2 separate regions of the Homo sapiens genome follow, and region 2 is linked to region 1. Evidence: read pairs that join two places in POLR2A ChIA-PET (ENCODE). Cell type or tissue: Caco-2. All regions are shown on one strand.

Region 1 (4,000 bases):
TTTTAATGGAAGGAGAAAATTCTGGTTTAAAAAGACAATAGCACTCAATTTATGCTAATAAGAGGTGAATGATTCAAGTTTACGAGGAAAAGTAGAGACAAACAGGATTACTGGATGTTAGATTTTATTTCCTTGAAGGTAGTCTTTATTTAGGAGACTAAAGTTTATTAAAAAAAAGAAAAAAATTAAAAACAATGAAAACCTAAGATCTAAACCTTGCTCCACCACAACATTGTGGGATAAACTTCATTTATGTTATACCAAACTATATTAAAAAGAGTATTCTATATAAAGTCATATATACACTGTAATGTATAACCTACAAAAGATATTCAACAAAAACTACTTGACTGATTGCTTTAAAGAAGGAAAAAAATATATATATATTTGTCAGAATTGAAAGAGATGATTAATAGCACTATTGGAAAAAAACAACAATATATGTCATTCAACAAGTGCCTACCATATATGCCAGTCATTTTATATGCATTATTTTTATTCAGTACAATAATCCTAAGAAGTAGGTATTAATTTTACAAGTTGACATGTGACAAAAGTAAAACATAGACAGTTAAGTGCCAGAGAGAGCCAGAATTCAAGCCAATGCATGTCTTATTCCAAACCCTGTGAGTATTCTCTAGGTCACACTTCCTGCCTAGCCACAGCCCTCACAATAGTGGTAACAGTATGATTATTATACTTGAGTAATTATGATTAAAATAATTGAGTGTAATTATTATACTGAAGTCAGGATAGAAGGAGCCATAGCTAGAGTCTCAGTGTAACACATACTGATTCCATCACTGAAACACAACATAAATCTGGAAAGACGAGTATCCTGTGCTGTGCAAATCTATTTGGTTCCTGAGCTTAGATAGAGTTTCAATAACAAGCTCTAATAGCAAGAAATTCCAAATCCATTTGGTTCTTAAGTTTTAGGTAGCAAATAGCAAGTTTGGATACTGAAGGATTCAATAAAAAAAATTTTTTTTTTCACTTCCTGAGTTCAGATAGCTACAGTTCAGTTGACAAGCGATACTATCTATCTAAATGGGTTTTATAGTGTGCTCCCTATGCATCCTGAACTAAATTTAGTGGTGTATACAGAGGAGGTTTAAGACATTTGGTTCACAGCTGGGCATGGTGGCTCACGTCTGTAATCCCAGAACTTTGGGAGGCCAAGATGGAAGAATCGCCTCAGCCCAGGAGTTTGAGACCAACCTGGGCAACATAGGAAGACCCTGTCTCAAATATAAAAAATAAAAATATAAAAAAGAATTTGGTTCCAAAGAGTTATAATCTACTTGGAGAAACAACTCTATCATACCTATGTATATGTAATCACATATATTAAATCTACAATAGTGTATGAAGTAAAAGCTAAATCAAATGCTAAAGACTGCAATTTTCGTTGTTGTTGTTGTTGTTGTTGTTGAGATGGAGTCTTGCTCTGTCACCCAGGCTGGAGTGCAGTGGCATAATCTCGGCTCACTGCAACCTCTGCCTCCCGGGTTCAAGCAATTTTCTGCCCCAGCCTCCTGAGTAGCTGGGATTACAGGCACCTGCCATTACACCCGGCTAATTTTTTGTATTTTTAGTAGAGACGGGGTTTCACCATCTCGGCCAAGCTGGTCTTGAACTCCTGACCTCATGATCCACCCACCTCAGCCTCCCAAAGTGCTGGGATTACAGGAATGAGCCACCGCACCCAGCCTTAAACTGCAATTTTTTAAAAGAAGCGATTGATAAAGATGGAAATAATCACAAAAGCACAAGTCAGGGGATAAGACACAGTAAATGTGGAAGGAAAAATCAGCAGGACCTGGGGATTAAAAGGATATTTCCAGCGAAGAGAGAGCAACATTAGTTAGAGCTAATTAACAGAGCTTAGAAAAAGTGCTGCCTGGCTTTTCATGAAAGAGTGACAAGAAGAGTGTGACATGAAGAATGAAAGAAAGAGTGACAAGAAGATTGTGACATAAATATATGTCTGGCTCTTCACACTGCCTGCAGCCACAGCATGCCTCAACCATCATTCTCCCAACCCCTGTTTGTATAACCACCAGCCAGTCCTACCAGGCTGCAGTGATGTGTGTGGTGCTTTTTGCTGCACATAAGGGAGATTACTCTGTTTGCTCAGCATTTCCTTGAAGGAGCTTTCACAAGAACATTTTCTTTTATAATCCAGTGGTCATTCCTTTGTTTCTTTGTGGCATACCCAGCTCTTGCACACCCTTTGTCAACCACTTATGTTTGCCAGAAAGTGAAATAAATGGCAGTAAAATAAATGCAAAGGCCAAAGTGAAGTGCATGCAAGTTAGAAAAACTTCTTCAGTTCAGGACAAGGAGGTAGTTGGTGCTCTTGTTGGTTGAGAGCATTTGCAGCACTGTGCACTCATATGTTCAAGTGCTGAGAGAATTCAGCACCATGTGTTACACTGGCTGTCACTGGTAAGACAATAAAATAAAATTCAGATTGTGGGAAAATATGTACTATTAATGAGCCATACTAGATGTTTACATAAAAAAGATCAACATTTTAAAAGAAATTTTAAAAGAAAAAGACAATAAAATAAAAAGATAATAAAATAAAATAAAAAGGTAATAAAATAAAATAAAGACAATAAAATAAAATTCAGATTGTGGGAAAATATATACTATAAATGAGCCATACTAGATGTTTACATAAAACAAGGATCCACATTTTAAAAGAAAATGTTTCTGAAATAAATAGCATTCTAAGGAAATTGCTGTGTAGGGAACCCAGTTTTTGGTCTTCTGAAGATCCTTCAGCCCTACCTGCATCACCTCCTAACCTTGTCAGCTGTCTCAGCCTCGCCTGGAGGGAGGGCTGAGCTCCTGGCACTGTGCAAGACCTGCAGCAGTATGGCACCAGACTTGGTCTGACTAGACTCACAAAAGCCCTTGCACTTCCCACCATTTCTAGACACAAATGAAGGCTGCTCCATGGGGTTGCAGGATCTGGCTTCCCAGTAGCTTCTGGAATGAGTAGCAGAACCCAGCAGGGCAGGAGGCAAATGCTAACCAATAGAAGGCAAGAGATAAGAAAAAGGCACAGATAAATTATTTCCCTTTCCTCCCTCCAATGGACTAATCCCAAATGAGTGTTTCCATATGGGTTGTCCAGAGACACCCCTGGTGACTTGGCTGTGTTCGCAACTCCATTATGTGTCACCTTGTATTTGCCATTCCGTCTTCTCTGCCTTGCTTCATTTTTCCCTCACTTCTGTTACACTGTTATTTCCCCACTTGGTAGAGCACAAGCTTCTAGGCACAGTTGTCTAGGAAACCCAGCCTAAGATAGTCAGTATTAAACTAACTGAGGCAATTTTTTAATGCTTTCCCAAAAGTATTAAGAGAAAAAGAATAAATTTTTAACTATTTCTGTGCTTGCAGTGGAGTGAGGAGAAAGGGAACTAATACAGGTTGGACATTTACAATGTGCCTGGCACTGAGGTTAATAACATGACATGAAATAACATGAAAATCACAACTGGGTTTTCATGTAATTTCATGTAATGTCATTTAACCCTCACAATAAACCATCCAATTTTATTGATGAAGAACAAGGAAATATAAATAGAAGTAGGCGGGCTTTTAACTTGGAACGCTGAGCTCAGCATAGCAATACAAGCATTGCAGCTTGGATTCAGTGTTGTAGTCAGCCAGACCAGGTCAGGCATATTCCGGAACTCAAGTATCTATACTACTAAACCAATCTGCAGGAAATCCATTAGTCCTCCTCATTTTGAATGCTTGGTTTCATCTCTTTTTCATTCCTCCATTCAGATGCTAATCAAAGCTCTGCAGCAGCCAGGCAGCGCTTTTTCTAAGCCAATTCTTCTGAAAGTCTTGCAGAGCATGCAATACATAGGTCATCTTCACATCAAATGCTGCAGTCTTTGTCTATTTACCGTTTTGAAGCAGAAAACCTGTTGAATTTCACCTAATTTAAACTTCATTTTCATTAACCAAATCT
Region 2 (4,000 bases), 720 kb after region 1:
TTCCTCAGAATGCAATACAAAAAAGAAATGTGTTTCTGAGCTGAAGAGTTAAGATAATTGCATTATTTTCTCTGAGTTATTTATTTGTTATAAGAGATGTTTGGAAGAGTATAGAAAAATTCAGTAAATATGTTATTGCCACTGGCTAATGATGGCAGATATTCATCAGGGAGTGATTTGGAAAGAAAATAAGAATGTAATAGTGCACTGACAAGAAAAGCAAAGTCAATTTCTTCTGTATGATCTTTGCTTTGTAAAATTGCCATGAAATTTCCATGCAGGAGCCCCATAGTAATCACAGCTATTTCTCACAGACCTACAGGCTAAGTATAGACTGAGCTTTCAATTATCATCCTGATGGATGAGAGACTCACAGTGTGAATGAGGAGGGGAAAGCAGTCAACTAATATACTCCCATAATTTTAAAGCCTTTGCTGATATTAAAAAATAAAGCTTTAGGTTTCTGTTATAGTTTAGGTGTGTAGCAAAATTGCTTTGTGTCTTTATTTTTAAAACTATGTTTTCTGCTTGGATAAAATCTATACATATTTTTTATCTCCCAATAGATAGTAGACTTTTATTATACTTTTTGATCACTTCCTACATTTGGACCCTTTTTCTCTGTTTAGGGAAGTGCCTGAATTACGAACATTGCCTTGCCAAAATAGGAAGCCAGAAGCTCACTTTCCCAGCATTCTCTGGAGTTAGGGGCAGGCATGTGACCCAGGCTCAGCCAAGCAACAAATCTGCACAAGGCTTTAATTGGAAGAGAGTAACATGAAGAGGAAGGCTATCCATAAGGTACATCATAGGGAGGGTGGTAGGGACTGACAGAGGGACATACAGCCTGAAGAGGTAGCAGCAGCAGTTGTAGTGGGGATGTACCCATGTCCACATTTTAGCTGTGGTATGTTTTCCCAGTGGTAGCAGCAGCAGAAGGGTCTCTACTGCAGCAGCAATGGGAGAGTTAAGATGTACTTGAAAACAGCCTCCAAGTCCGAATCTCTGGCCCTTGCAAAAGTTCTAAGATTTCATATGTAAATTATATAGTATACATTTTATATAATTTATATTCTATAAATATAATGTATTGTGTGTGTGTATATTCATTACGAAGTGTATGACAGCCATAGTACAAGTGCCAGGAGGGCAGAAATGAAAATATACACTTGCAGTTTTCTCATACTACATGTGAAGTGTGGTATGATATCAGTAAATGAAAGATGTATATTTTAATACCTTAAAAAAGCATCAAAATAATGTAAAAGAAGCCAACAAGAAGTAAATGAAAGAAAAAGCAAACTTTTAAAGGCAGAAAAAGAAAATAAAGAGGAAAAGGGGAGTGAAGAACAGCCCAACCATATCAATAATCACATTGAAGATAAGTAGTCTAAGCACACCAATTAAAAGACAAAGATGATAAAATTGAATAGTTAAGTTGCAAAACTCAACTATATCCTGCCTATAAGAAACAAACCTTAAATATAATTAATATATTAAATATTATATATATTTATTTATCAGAGATTGAATATAAAAGTATATACAAAGATACACCATGCTAACACTATTTAAAAAAAAAAAAGAAAAGAAAAGGTAACCCAGGCATGGTGGCTCATGCCTATAAACCCACCTTGGGAGTCCCAGGCATAAGAATTGCTTGAGGCCAGGAGTTTGAGGCCAGCCTGGGCAACATAGCAAGACCTTGTGGCTACAAAAAAAATTTTTTTTAATCTTCTGGGCGTGGTGGCACACACCTGTAGTCCAAGCTACACAGGAGGCTGAGGCAGTGGTTTCCCTTGAGCCCAGTAGTTTAAGGTCACAGTGAGCTATGACCATGCCACAGCACTTCAGCCTGGCAACAGAGTGAGACCTCGTATCAGGCCATTCTTGCATTGCCAGGTAATTTTTAAAGGAAAGAGGTTTAATTGGCTTATTGTTCTGCAGGCTATACAGAAAACATAGCAGCATCTGCTCTTAGTGAGGCCTCAGGAAGCTTACAGTCATGGCAGAAGGCAAAGGGGGAGCAGGCACATCACATGGTGAAAGCAGCAGCAAGAAAAAGTGAATTGTCACACACTTTTAAACAGCCAGATCTCATGAGAAGTCACTCAGTATTGCAAGGACAACATCAAAGGGATGGTGCTAAACCATTCATGAGAAATTCACTCTCATGATCCAGTCACCTTCCACAGGCCCCACCTCCAATACTGGAGAGTATAATTCAATATGAGATTAGGATGGGAACATATATCCAAACTACATCAGATCGTGTCTCAAAAAAATAAAAAAGAAAAAAGGAAAAGAAAGAAAGCTAGAATGGTTATATTAATTCAGATAAATACAATTTCTGAACAAACAATATTACCAGGGCCATTTCTTAATGATAAAGGGGGTCATTCCGACAAGAGGACATAAATCTAAAAGTTAAACATCTAAAAACAGAGCTTCAGCCTGGGCAACATGGCAAGACCTCATCTCTACAAAAAAATACAAAAAATTAGCTAAGTGTGGTGGCATGCACCTGAAGTCCCAGCTACTTGAGAGGCTGAGGTGGGGGGATCACTTGAGCCTGGGGAGGTCAAGGCTGCAGTGAGCCATGATCGTGCCACTGCACTCTAACCTGGGCAGCAGAGTGAGATCCTGACTCAAAAATAATAAAGTAAAATAATCTAAATATAAATAAACAGAGCTTCCAAATGCATGATAGTGATGAAATAAAAATAGAAAAAAATCACAGAGTCAGAGATTTTAATACTTTCTCAATAATTGATAGAACTAGTACACAAAAAATAGTATGTAATAAGGATATAAAATATTTGAATAACACTATCAACCAACTTAACCTAATTGACACTCCATCCAACAGTGGCAGATACACATTTCTTTCAAGTACACACAGAACATTTACCCAAGTTAGAGCATATCTTGGACTTTACAACTAATCTTAGTAAATTTACGATTTAAGACATTCAAAGTATATTCTCTGACTATAGTAGAATTCAATTCAAACCAACAGCTCCCAAATATTTAGAAACTAAATAGCACACTTCTAAATTAACCATGAGCTAAGGAAAGAGCTAAAGGAGTGATTAGAAAGTATTTCTGAACTGAATGAAAAGGAAAACATGATAGATCAATATTTGTACGATCTACTAAAGCAGAGCTAAGGGGAAGCTACAAGCTAAATATCTGTAACAGAAGCAAAAAAGCACCTCAAGTCAGTGACCTCAACTTCACTCTTAAAAAACAAAAAAAGGAAGAGAAAATGAAATTTTAAGATGAGAAGTCAAAGAGGGAATCAGTGAAATGGAAGACAGAGACAATAGTTTTAGTTTCAGTCATCGAAACTAAAAGCTGGTTGTTGAAAAAATGAGTAAAATTGATAATCCTCTCACAAGACTCATAAGGAAAAAACGACAGAAGCCACAAATTATCAGTATCAGGAATGAGAGATGTTACATTATTGTAGATTCCACAAGTATTAAAAGGATCATAAGGTAATATTATAAATATTTCATACTGGAAAAATTTATGAAATAGACGTACTCCTTGAAATAGACAAATTACCAAAGCTCACTCAAAAAGAAAGAGATTATTTGAATAGCTTTATATCTATTAAGAAACTATTTGTAGTTTAAAACTTTCCCATGAGGCAAATTGCAAGCCCAGTCAACTTCACTGGCAAAGTCTACCAAACATTTAAGGAAGAAATAATGTAATTCTATACCCATTCTTTCAGAAAATTGAAGAGTATGGAATACTTCCCAACACATTCTGAGATCAGCATTACCCTGATTCCAAAACCAGACAATTACTAGAGAGCTACAAAACATTTTCCTTATGCACATAGATACAAAGATTCTAAACAAAATGTTAGCAAATGAAATCCAACAATATATTCAATATATTAAAAGAAGGATAATACATCATTTGCTGTTCCTTTTCTTGTTTCCTAAGGTTGGAGCTGAGGTCATTCAACACAGTGAAAGAACATTAC

The links. Peaks named below come from ENCODE experiments on the same cell type or tissue, not always from the same donor. Only the 100,000 strongest peaks of a DNase experiment are listed, where the experiment ranks them.
Region 2: POLR2A ChIA-PET joins it to region 1 with 7 read pairs; 3 of 35 experiments call an interaction of 5 or more read pairs at or near these places.

What each region holds. Positions count from the first base shown.
Region 1 is chr12:39,390,324-39,394,323 of GRCh38, forward strand. The region is part of intron 1 of KIF21A (kinesin family member 21A); the gene reads right to left. Among named protein-coding and RNA genes, the nearest start is that of KIF21A, 51 kb to the right of the region's middle. RefSeq lists an enhancer at 3,428-4,000. In Caco-2, no CTCF peak of the experiment used is centred here; a DNase peak (open chromatin) is centred at 2,068.
Region 2 is chr12:40,114,715-40,118,714 of GRCh38, forward strand. No RefSeq gene overlaps it. Among named protein-coding and RNA genes, the nearest start is that of SLC2A13, 11 kb to the left of the region's middle. RefSeq lists an enhancer at 3,227-3,286. In Caco-2, no CTCF peak of the experiment used is centred here; no DNase peak of the experiment used is centred here.